2 separate regions of the Homo sapiens genome follow, and region 1 is linked to region 2. Evidence: read pairs that join two places in POLR2A ChIA-PET (ENCODE). Cell type or tissue: MCF 10A. All regions are shown on one strand. Links, peaks and the distances in the headings refer to the core of each region. The heading gives the core; the rest is flanking DNA.

Region 1 (5,338 bases), core at 339-5,338, 55 kb before region 2:
CATTTAAACACTGGCGACACAGAGACCATCATTGGCTGCATTACATCAGCACCAGTGATACAGACAACTGTCACTTTTCTTCTTCTCTCTCTGCTCCAACTCTGAGGGATCTAGCAACTCCCCAGTTCGGGGAAGGAAGGGAAGGAAGGTGAGAGATGGACAGTGCCTGCTCTGCAGGCGTAAGTAAGGCCTGCGCTGCACCCAGGGGAGAAGCTTTGAGCTGGATGTGAGGTTGAGGTTTCTATTTAGATTCTACTTGTCTCCTGAGTTCAGAAAATGAGGCAGAGTTGTCAAAATGGGATTAGTCAGCACAAGCGACAGGAAAGCTAATGGGATTTGTTTGAGGTTATTTTAAGGGACAAAGGCTGAGGAACCATCAGAGTGTGTATAAAGGCAGAGAAGGTTCAGGTTGAGTTAACAGCGCTGTGGCTGGCGGAAGGACGCATTTGCTCCTGGCCACAAGAGGAGCGTGGAGCCCCATGTGAGCAGAGGCTGGGCCACCCCCGGGACCAGCTCTGCCAGAGGGTTCCAGCAAAAACTGTGACGTCCCCTCTCACTCTGATGCATGTAGAGAGGCCTGAAAAGTTTGCCCAACCACACAGAGAATGTTTGAAGCCTTCTGTGACCAGGAGCTACCTCCCAAGGCAGCCTCATCTATTTTTGGACATCATGTTAGAAAGTTTTCCTAAACTGGCTTGAAATGTTTCCCTAGTTTTGCATCTACAGCCTTGCAGATCAAGCCCACTCCCTTTGGACATTGAAACACAGAGAACATGGCCTCCTCAAATTTATTCCCTGCTCCAGAAGGTCACGGCCACAGCCTCCTCTCTCCTTCACCACCTTAGGTGCAACAGCAGTCAGGTAGAGTCGGTGCTGTGTGATCGCACTTATTTAACATTTATTTTGAGTTAGGGTGTGAGTGCTGGGGCAGGTGACTAACCATCCCCTGCCCTCTGTGGTGGCCTGAGAGAGAAGCAGGAATGCCCCGTGCAGGTTGGGGATCAGCAAACAGTCTAGACCAGCTTCTCTCCTGTATCCCGTTTGGAGAGTCCCTGGGTCAGGGGCCAGTCCATCCTGCAGCATTGAAGGGCGTGAGGAATGAGCAGGGCTGTGGGGCTCACAGAGCAGGCAGCTCTGGGGAGAAGCGGCCAGGGAATGTGCAAAAGTGATCAAGTCATAGGACAGGGTGGACCCAGCCCCAACCTGGGGGAGAGGAGAGGGGGATGTGCTGGAGCCTGGAGGTCCATGTCTGGCAGCCTTGGGAGATGGAGAGGGTTTCCCAGGCCGGACAGCATGGGCGGGGGGTTCATTCCATGGTGAGCTCTCCCTGCTCCGTGTTGTCCAAGTTTGTACGGGAGGCCACCAGCGCCCTTCATTCGGCTACATCGATGGACAACATGGCCTTGATTGCAGGGAACTTGTTGCAGGAGAAGTCGGCGAGCAGTTGCTTGGTGCCACTCCGGGAGGGCAGGATATCAAAACGGACCCGGGACCCCTCCTTGGGCCCTAGGGTCGGCACGCTGATGGGGAGGGCACAGATCAGTGTTGATACGAGACACACGGACCTTGGGCTGGACGGGCCTCCTGTGACCTCCTGTCCTGTTCTGATGGAGGCTGGGCAAGGCCACTGCTTCTTTAGCTCCCTCTAGCTGTCTCTCTGGGTTACGGGGCCCCTCCAGCCCTGGAACTCTTCAGCAGGGGAAGCAGGAGGGGGGGGTCCCATGATCTCCCAAATATTCTAAGCCCTGAAGGCCAGCTCTTAGCTCTGGTGACCTGTTCTTCTCAGGAGTTCAAGTTTGGTGAACCCCCAAACCAAATGCAAAAGCAGATTCTAGAGTTCCAAGACCCCCAAAAGAGTAAAGAACCCAAGGTCAGAGGGAGCTCTGTCTGTCCCACCCAGGGGATCTGGAGGGCCCCCCCGCCCCCTCCCGCCCTCCTGCACCGGCCACTTAGGCCCAGGACTCACTCGATCTTCAGGTTACCCAACAGCAGGCCGCTTCCCTCCACCATCAGCACGCAGTCCCTCACCGGCTCATCCAGTGGATTGGAGAAGAGCATCTGCACGTTCACAGGCTTCCGCACACGAGCCTCGTTCAGCACCTATGGGGGAGAGGGGCTGCCGAGTCAGGACTCCAGCTGCTCAGCCCCTGCCTGCACCTTGGTGAGGGCTGGGCAGGGTGACTGAGTGAAGGGGGTGATGTCACTGAGGATGAAGAAGGGGAGACCATTTAGCCCTCCTAGGTGCCAGGCACATTGTGTCTGACGCCCCCTGCCCCCCAATACACAGGATGGTCCCAGGACATTATCCTGTGCTGTGGATGAGAACCTCAGCTTTGAGGGGGAAGGGGCCCCCTGCAGCAGCCAACAACACTGTTACTTCCCTGCCCCGACTCCAGTTCAGACCCTGCTTCCCAGGACAGCCCAACCCCACTGTGGGCTCTGTGAGGGTCAGGACATTTTTCATGCTGAATTTATTTTTTGCAAGGACAGGGTCTTGCTGTGTTGCCCAGGCTGGCCTCGAACTCCTGGCCTCAAGTGATCTTCCTGCCTTGGCCTCCCAAAGCACTGGGATTACAGATGTAAGTCACTGTGCCCAGCCACTTGCTGGGTTTAATATTACTTTCCTTGGCTTTCCTGCTTATGGGTCCTGTTTCTTCCCTTAAAGCTTGAACCTCCGTCTCTGGGAGGCCCCACAGGTGTTGAAAAGGGCAGCCCCAGGCCCCACAGCTGCTCACACCCTGGCTCACACTGTAGCTCCCTTAACTCTTTTTCCAGGGGTTGGGTCCCCCCAGCTCAACCCAGGCTACTCTCCTCTGCTGACACCCCAGTCTACCAATGTCCTTCTAAACTTCTAGAGCCCAGAGGTTCCCTGTGCACCATTTATAGTCTGAGCGGAGCTCTAATACCACACGGTCCTTGCTCAGTGATCAGAACAGATGAAGGCTGGGTTTGGGGTCAGAAAAGCAATTTGGACTATTTATTCAGACCAAAAGATGAAAGCTGTTGTGTTTCTGCCAAGAAACAGCCGTAATTCATTCTGGGCAGACAAGTCATCTCTTTGCGCCTCAACTTCCTCATCTGGTAAAGAAGGACAATCATCTCTTCCCTCCCAGAAGGGGTCAAATGAGATCAAGGATGGGGAAGAAAGCATTTTGGACATAGAAATGGACATTTTATGGCTATTGGATTTCTTCTTCTTTTGAGGATGACCGGAGGTTGCTGGGTTTTGTTGTTGCTGTGTTTTGTTTTTCTTGTCACTAATCCTCAGAGCAACCATTTTACAGTGACAGAGCTGAGGTTCAGGCTGATTCAATAACCTGGAACATTCACACACAAGGAAACAGCAGAGCCCAGCTGGATCTAAAGCCTTTGCTGTTTCTGATAGGTCTGCAATACCTCCCAGTAATTTGTGAGTAATTGAAGCATTTTACACATCATGGTCTATATTTTCATTTCTTCCATGAAACTCATTTAAGTGTATGACATAATTTGAAGAGTGCAGCATAATTTTATGCTATTGGGTTATAAGAAAGCTATACAGATGTTGCCACATTTTTCATGGTGATATTTAATTTGAGATTTCCATGCTTTTTTTTCTTTTTTTAATGCCGCTTACCACTCTCTCCTATTGACCCAACTCTGTAAATGTACCCAGAGGAAAGGATAAAAGCCACTAAAAACCTGAGTTTGCTTGTCACAGATGATGGATCAATTGGGAGGACATCACCCTTTGGAAACAATGTTCAGATTGTTTTTGGCCTGGTTTTGTGGTCTAAGGTCCTCAGTGCTAATTGCCAGTCAGTACCAGGTTAGATAATGGGGTTTTACCCAAATTATTATCTTTTCATACAGATCACCTTCTCCAGTTTAAAAATCGGTGCCCTGCTCTGAGTGAGCTAGGCATTGATCCGTTCAATAGAGACAAGAATGTCTCGATTAGGTGAAGGCTTAGGTGGAGGAAAGAACTTGCCTCGAAGAAGGAAGATCAGGAGTCATTTAAAAAGATTAAATTTTTAAAAAGAGTCAGTGATGGCACATTTCTAGCCTTATATATTCTGATTTCCTTTCTAAAGATATTGTAGTATCTTAAAGATAAGTAGACTTGCCATGGAAATCTGGAAGATGTATAGCAAAAGTGTTGAATAAAAGATAATGCTGGAAGAAGGTTTGAGGACATTGGATAAGGGAACATAATGGGGAATACACTGGGGAAAAACACTAATTTTTTTTTTTTTTGACGGAGTCTCACTCTGTCAGCCAGGCTGGAGTGCAGTGGTGTGATCTCGGCTCACTGCAACCGCTGCCTCTCGGGTTCAAGCAATTCTCCTGCCTCAGCCTCCCAAGTAGCTGGGATTATAGGTGCCCGCCACCATGCCTGGCTAATTTTTTCTATTTTTAGTAGAGACGGGGTTTCACCATGTTGGCCAGGCTGGTCTTGAACTCCTGACCTCAGGTGCTCCACCTGCCTCGGCTTCCCAAAGTGCTGGGATTGCAAGAGTGAGCCACCGCGCCTGGCCAAAAACTAAGTTCTTTTAAACACTGATCACTTTAGTACAGAATGTTCTCATAACTGAACTGGCAGCCACCCAGTATCATTTTCTAGCCTCAGGAGTTGGAATGGGCACTCTGCTGTCCACCATGTCTAGAGAGATGGGGAGTGTTTCTCAGAAATGTCTTGTGAAGCAGGAGAGGCTGTCACACGCAGGGCACAAGCCTGGACTGACTTTCCTGTGCAGGGAAGAATGCAAGTCCAGAGCCAAGGGGATCTGTTCCAGTCATGCCCCGAGCAAGGGGCTATTTCTCTTTTACAAATAGTGGCTATCCACTAAGACATTGTGCTAAGGGAGACAGTGATGAACTCAGAACAGAGGTAATGCCTGCCCTCATGGAGTTTACGGTTGGGTAGGGATTCACAACCAAATAATTGCACAAAGAAGGATAATATTCCAGCTGGGACAAATGCCTTGAAGGAAAAGGACAGAATGTTCTGAGGGTGTATAATTGAGATGAATTTGGGAGCCTAATTTGGGAGCTCAGGAAAGGCTTCCCTGAGGAAATGACACTCTGCAAGGGAAGTAATTTATTGTCCCAGTGACAGAGTTGGAGCAACTGAGACTCAGATTAAGGGACCTGCTCAGTGTCACCACTGATCAATGGAGGGGTTTAGATACAATGCCAGATCCATTTGGTTACATGGCCCAAGGCCTGAACGACTGCCCTTCTCAGCCCCCAGACTGGCTGCCCAGTCACTGACTCTCTAGCCCCTAAGGTAGGGGACCAACTCCCCCATCCTGAAGCACAGTCCAAACTAACCAGGACAGTAAAAGGGTGCAATTGC
Region 2 (5,375 bases), core at 219-5,218:
TTAAAAACATGATACTAACACAGAAAAACATTAATAATATGTTGTAATATAAAAAGTAGATTTAAAAAGTTTATTTGTAGTATGATCCAGTTTTGATATATCTTTATGGCAAATGTAGGAATTTTAAAAGCATAGAATGTTGTGCAACAAAATACAAATGGTTTGTATTCCTTGATTTTGTTTTGCTGTATTTTCTAGTGGTTTATAATAAATATGCATAAGTTATGTAACAAGAAAGAAAAGTAAGTTTTCTCTTTCTTTTTCTAAACAACTATTAATAAAACCAGATTTGTGCCAAAAATAAAGATATAAAATAAGATAAATATGGTCTTGCCTTTAAAGAGTTGACAACCGAAAAGAAGAGATGAAAGCAAAATGTATGTGACTAAAATATGCAAGAAGGCTCAGTAGGTTTACCTATTGAATTGATAAAAGATTCATGAAAGAGACGACATTTGGGACAGGCCTTAAAAGATAGATATGAATAAACAAAAATTGGAGGAGTCCAGGTGCAGTGGCTCATGCCTATAATCCCAACACTTTGGGAGGCGAAGGTGGGAGGATTGCTTGAGGCCAGGAGTTCGAGACAGCCTGAGCAACATAGCAAGACCCTGTCTCTGCAAAAAGACAGGTGAGTGTGAGTGGTGGCTCATACCTGTAATCCTGGCACTTTGGGAGGCCAAGGTGCATGGATCACTTGACGTCAGGAGTTCAAGACCAACCTGGCCAACATGGTGAAACCCCATCTCTACTGAAAATACAAAAATCAGCCGGGTGTGGTGGCACACACCTGTAATTTCAGCTACTCAAGAGGCTGAGGCAAGAGAAATGCTTGAACCCGGGAGGTGGAGGTTGCAGTGAGCTGAGGCCATGCCACTACACTTCAGCCTGGGCTGTGACAGAGTGAGACTCCTTTAAAAAAAAAAAAAAAAAATTAGCCATGCCTGGTCGCATAAGCCTGTGGTCTCAGCTTCTCGGGAGGCTGAGGGAGGAAGATTGCTTGAGTCCAGGAGTTCAAAGCTGCACTAAGCTATGATAGTGATACTGCACTCCAGCCTAGGCGATAGAGCGAGACCTCATCTCTAAAAAAGAAATTGGAGGGAAAGGGATTTGTATCAGAGAAAAGGCATTCCTGCAGCAATGTGAGTATGTCCAGGGAGCAGCATACACAAAGGGCTTGGTGACATATCGCCACCTCCCTGATTCACTTCCTGCCGCACCTACCTACTGTCATGCTTACTACCAAGCTCTTCCATATCTTTTCAAATAAGGCAGCTATGAAAAAGTGCAAAGTATGCATTTTCCATTCTGATTTTATCTTATTACATACTGAATTAGGTAAATAAAAATGGATTCAGCACTAGAGGACTTTAGTGAATTATTTAATAGTTTGAGAATGTATTGGCTGTTGGCTGGATTTAATTAGAAATTTTGGTCTTCACCAGATGGATCCAACACTAAAGGCTCTTTAAGTCTCAAGGACAAAGTTGGAATTTCCCATGCAGTAAATTTAGATCTTCGTTTCATGCATCCATAAAGACAGCTATAAATTTCAGAGGCCCAAGGCTTGTCCCAGCATAACATGGGCCTTCACAACAAGTAAATAAATAACTTGAAACTGGAAGGGTGACTTCAAATGATGCTACCACCCTCTCTACTGGAAGACAGTGTGGACAACAACAGGAAGTGGAGGATGTCTGGGAAACGTCTCTGGTCACCTCTTTGGAAAGCAAAAGTCTGGAAAGTCCAAACAAGGTTTGCTCTTAGAGATATGGCAATATTTATAGGACTTGTACACAGGAAACATGAAAGGAAATGGAATTATTCCTTTATGTTCCTTACAATATGAGACCAGATAAGTTCCTAGCCACTCTCTACTTTCAACAGGCCCCAAACACTTGGTCTCTCCTGACCTTCTACACTGTAGCAAAGTGGCTGGGAGGACTTCCTCTGGCTCAGAGTCTCTGTCCTGAATGTTTACATCTTGGTAAAACTGTGGCAGCAAGTTAGATACCTGAGAACTTAGAGTCTAGCTAGACTAGATTCTTGGGTCTGTCACTAACTCATTTGGAGACCTTGGGAAATGGTTTGGCCTAAGTCAGTAGGTCTCAGCCTTTGCTTCAACCTTCACATTATCTCATGTTCTATATGTGCTCACCAGAAACACCTCTCAGGCCAGGTGCTGTGGCTCATGCCTGTAATCCTAATGCTTTGGGAGGCCTAGGTGGGAGCATCACTTGAGCCCAGGAGTTTGAGGCTGCAGTGAGCTATGATCATGCCACTGTACTCCAGCTTGGGCAACAGAATGAGACCCTGTCTCTAAAACAAAACAAAACAAAAACATCTTTCATTAGACATAGATTGTCAATGAGTGTGGCCACCTCCACGCATTTTCTGATTCTCACTGAGATCTCTGAACAAGATGATCTTAGTGTGTTTCACGCATCCCCCTCCTTGCACTTTTAAGTCTTAGGATTCTAGATATAAATTCTCATCAAAAGAGCTTTGAAAAAAACAGGCTCCTACACAATTATGCTTGCATATACTTAGAAAGAAAGATTTAAAAGAAGATGTTAACAGTTGTTTTCTCTGGGAAAGGAACCTAGGGGCCTAATTGTTAAGGAAAAAAAGAGACTGACTCTTCACCGTATACCCTTTATTTTATTTTATTTTATTTTATTTTATTTTATTTTATTTTATTTATTTTATTTTATTTTATTTTATTTTATTTTATTTTATTTTATTTTATTTTATTTTATTTTATTTTTATTTATTTATTTTTTTTGGGAGAGGGCCTGGCTCTGTCACACAGGTTGGAGTGCAGTGGTATGATCTCAGCTCACTGGAATCTGCACCTCCTGGGCTTAAGCAATCCTCCCACCTCAGGCTCCCAAGTAGCTGGGACTACAAGTGCATGACATCATGCCTGGCTAACCTAGTAGAGAAAAATAAAATAAAATTAAAAAATATTTTTAAAAAGAAAAAACAAAAAGGGAACCTCTGGAAGAAGAGTATGGCTGAAGTGGACCTACAGGCTAAGTAGGTAGACAACTAAGAAGGTCTGTTTCCTCCCTTATTCCCTCCCTTCCTTTTCTAAACCTCTTTACTTTCTTGGAAATGACCTTCAGTGCCTGCCACGAACCAGCCACCATGATTGAGTGGGTATTAATTCAGTTTCCTGTACTTTAGTCATTCACACAGCACCTTCTTGAGTTTTGCCACATCTGCCCACCAGCTACATCATAATTAACTTAAAGTTTTTCTTTAAATTAACTCCCTTTCCCTTTTTTCTTTAACTTACCAGCTGGGCGCGGTAGCTCACACCTGTAATCCTAGCACTTTGGGAGGTTGAGGCGGGTGGATCACCTGGGGTCAGGAGTTCGAGACTAGCTGGGCCAACATGGCAAAACCCCATCTTTACTAAAAATACAAAAATTAGCTAGGCGAGGTGGTGCGTGCCTATAATCCCAGCTACTTGGGAGGCTGAGGCAGGAGAATCGCTTGAATCCAGGGAATGGAGGTTGCAATGAGCCAAGATTGCCCCACTTTACTCCAGCCTGGGTGAAAGAGCGAAACTCTGTCTCAAAATAAATAAATACATTAATTAATTAACTTACCTAACTACTTTAGTCTTGCACTAATCAATAACATTCATAAAATGATTTGGTTTGTCAATTATTTTTCTAATGCCTATGAAACTAAACATTGACTATTAGAATTTAAAATGTCTGCCCCCGTGTCTGGGTTACACGTGCCACACTCTGGAATTCACTAGCAATAACTCATTCGGTCCCTGCAACTACTCTCTGAGTAGAAATTATCTTCCTCATCCTACACATGAGAAAACTAAGCTTCAGAGGGGTTAAGTAACTTGCCCAAGGAGACAAAACTAGCAAAGGCAGAGTAAGACTTAAAACCACTCTTGTCTCCAAGGCCTGCATTCTTTCTTTTTATTTTCTTTTTAATTTTTTTTTAGACAGAGTCTCACTCTGGTGCGCAGGATAGATTGCAGAGGTGCGATCTCGGCTCACTGCAACCTCTGCCTCCCAGGTTCAAGTGATTCTCCTGCCTCAGCCTCCGGAGTAGCTGGGATTACTGGCGCCCGCCACCACCCCAGCTAATTTTTTTGTATTTTTAGTAGAGACAGGGTTTCACCATGTTGGCCAGGCTGGTCTCGAACTCCTGGCCTCAAGTGATATACTCACCTCAGCTTCCCAAAGTGCTGGGACTACAGGCGTGAGCCACCACACCCCGCCCCTGCATTCTTTCTTCTAATATTGCCCTAAAGTGGAAGGAAGGGAAAAAAAAGAGTAATACAAAAATGAGACCCGTCCACAGAGGTTCAATGCATTTGATCCAGCCCACTGGTTCAGGCCCTGCAACAAGCCAAGCCCCAGCATCCATTCTTGCCTCCCTGGCAGATGTCTTGCTTCCTCCACCACAAACAAGTCCTGTGTGGTGCGAACTTGGAGACTGATTTGTGTTTGCCAACTGGTGGCTTTGCTCTGAGCGCAGATCCCCCCGCCATGGCTCTGCTGGTGCCAAGGCTCCTAGAAGCCTTTCTAAGCCTTGCCCTTTCAGGTTCCTAACCCTGCCTTCTCACTCCACCATCCGTCAGATCCCACCTTTGTGCTACCTTCCTGCCCAGGCAGACAGGCCAAGGCTTTGCCCTCATGTTGGGGCTTGCTATTTTAGGTAGTGGATTTATGAGAGAGGGCGTTCATTCTGTAAAGTTTGAAAGCATCCTTTTATCTTCTCTTGTTACTAACACCATCTAGTTGCCTAGCACAGAGAAGACACAGAGAAGACACATTCGCTTGGCAAAGGAGGGAAGGATTCTCTGCCACCTCCCCCTTGGCCCCTTCACCTTTGGTCCCCCTACCAAAGAGGAGGCTGGGGTGTGGTCCTTCCGTGAAACTGAGAGAGCACGATTAGGGCCATGTGAGGACCTGGACTCAGTCTGCCTCCCTGCTGCATTCTCTGCCTGCCAACAGTCCACTCTGAGTTTGGTGGTAGAGGTAAGGGGTGGAAGTAGAGCGTTAGACGTAATAGAGCAAAGGAACTAATACTTATTATGGGCCTACTGTTTGTCAAACACTGCTGTTGATCCTTCATATCTGTTACCTCATCTAATACTCTCAACAACCTACAACCATAACAAACAGGTATTATTAGGCTCATCTTACAGATTAGTAAATCCAACTCTGGAAATCTAAATCAATTACTTAAGGCCACACAGCTACTAAAAGGCAGAGCCAAGATTTAAGCCCAGTACTGATTCCAAAGTCCACACTGTTTTCACTATACCAGGCCACCTCCTCTATGGATGAAACATAGTTACAAGGGCACTTAGAAATTATTTAGTTCAAAGGCCA

The links. ChIA-PET counts read pairs that join two places held together with the same protein. Peaks named below come from ENCODE experiments on the same cell type or tissue, not always from the same donor. Only the 100,000 strongest peaks of a DNase experiment are listed, where the experiment ranks them.
Region 1: POLR2A ChIA-PET joins it to region 2 with 5 read pairs; 3 of 35 experiments call an interaction of 5 or more read pairs at or near these places.

The regions. Positions count from the first base shown.
Region 1 is chr20:2,336,616-2,341,953 of GRCh38, reverse strand. TGM3 (transglutaminase 3) reads right to left here. Exons shown (of 13, transcript NM_003245.4): 12 at 1,967-2,100; 13 at 875-1,520. The coding sequence ends at 1,373. Among named protein-coding and RNA genes, the nearest start is that of TGM6, 42 kb to the left of the region's middle. RefSeq lists an enhancer at 1,769-2,269. In MCF 10A, for the core only: no CTCF peak of the experiment used is centred there; no DNase peak of the experiment used is centred there.
Region 2 is chr20:2,281,684-2,287,058 of GRCh38, reverse strand. No RefSeq gene overlaps it. Among named protein-coding and RNA genes, the nearest start is that of TGM3, 12 kb to the left of the region's middle. In MCF 10A, for the core only: no CTCF peak of the experiment used is centred there; a DNase peak (open chromatin) is centred at 2,858.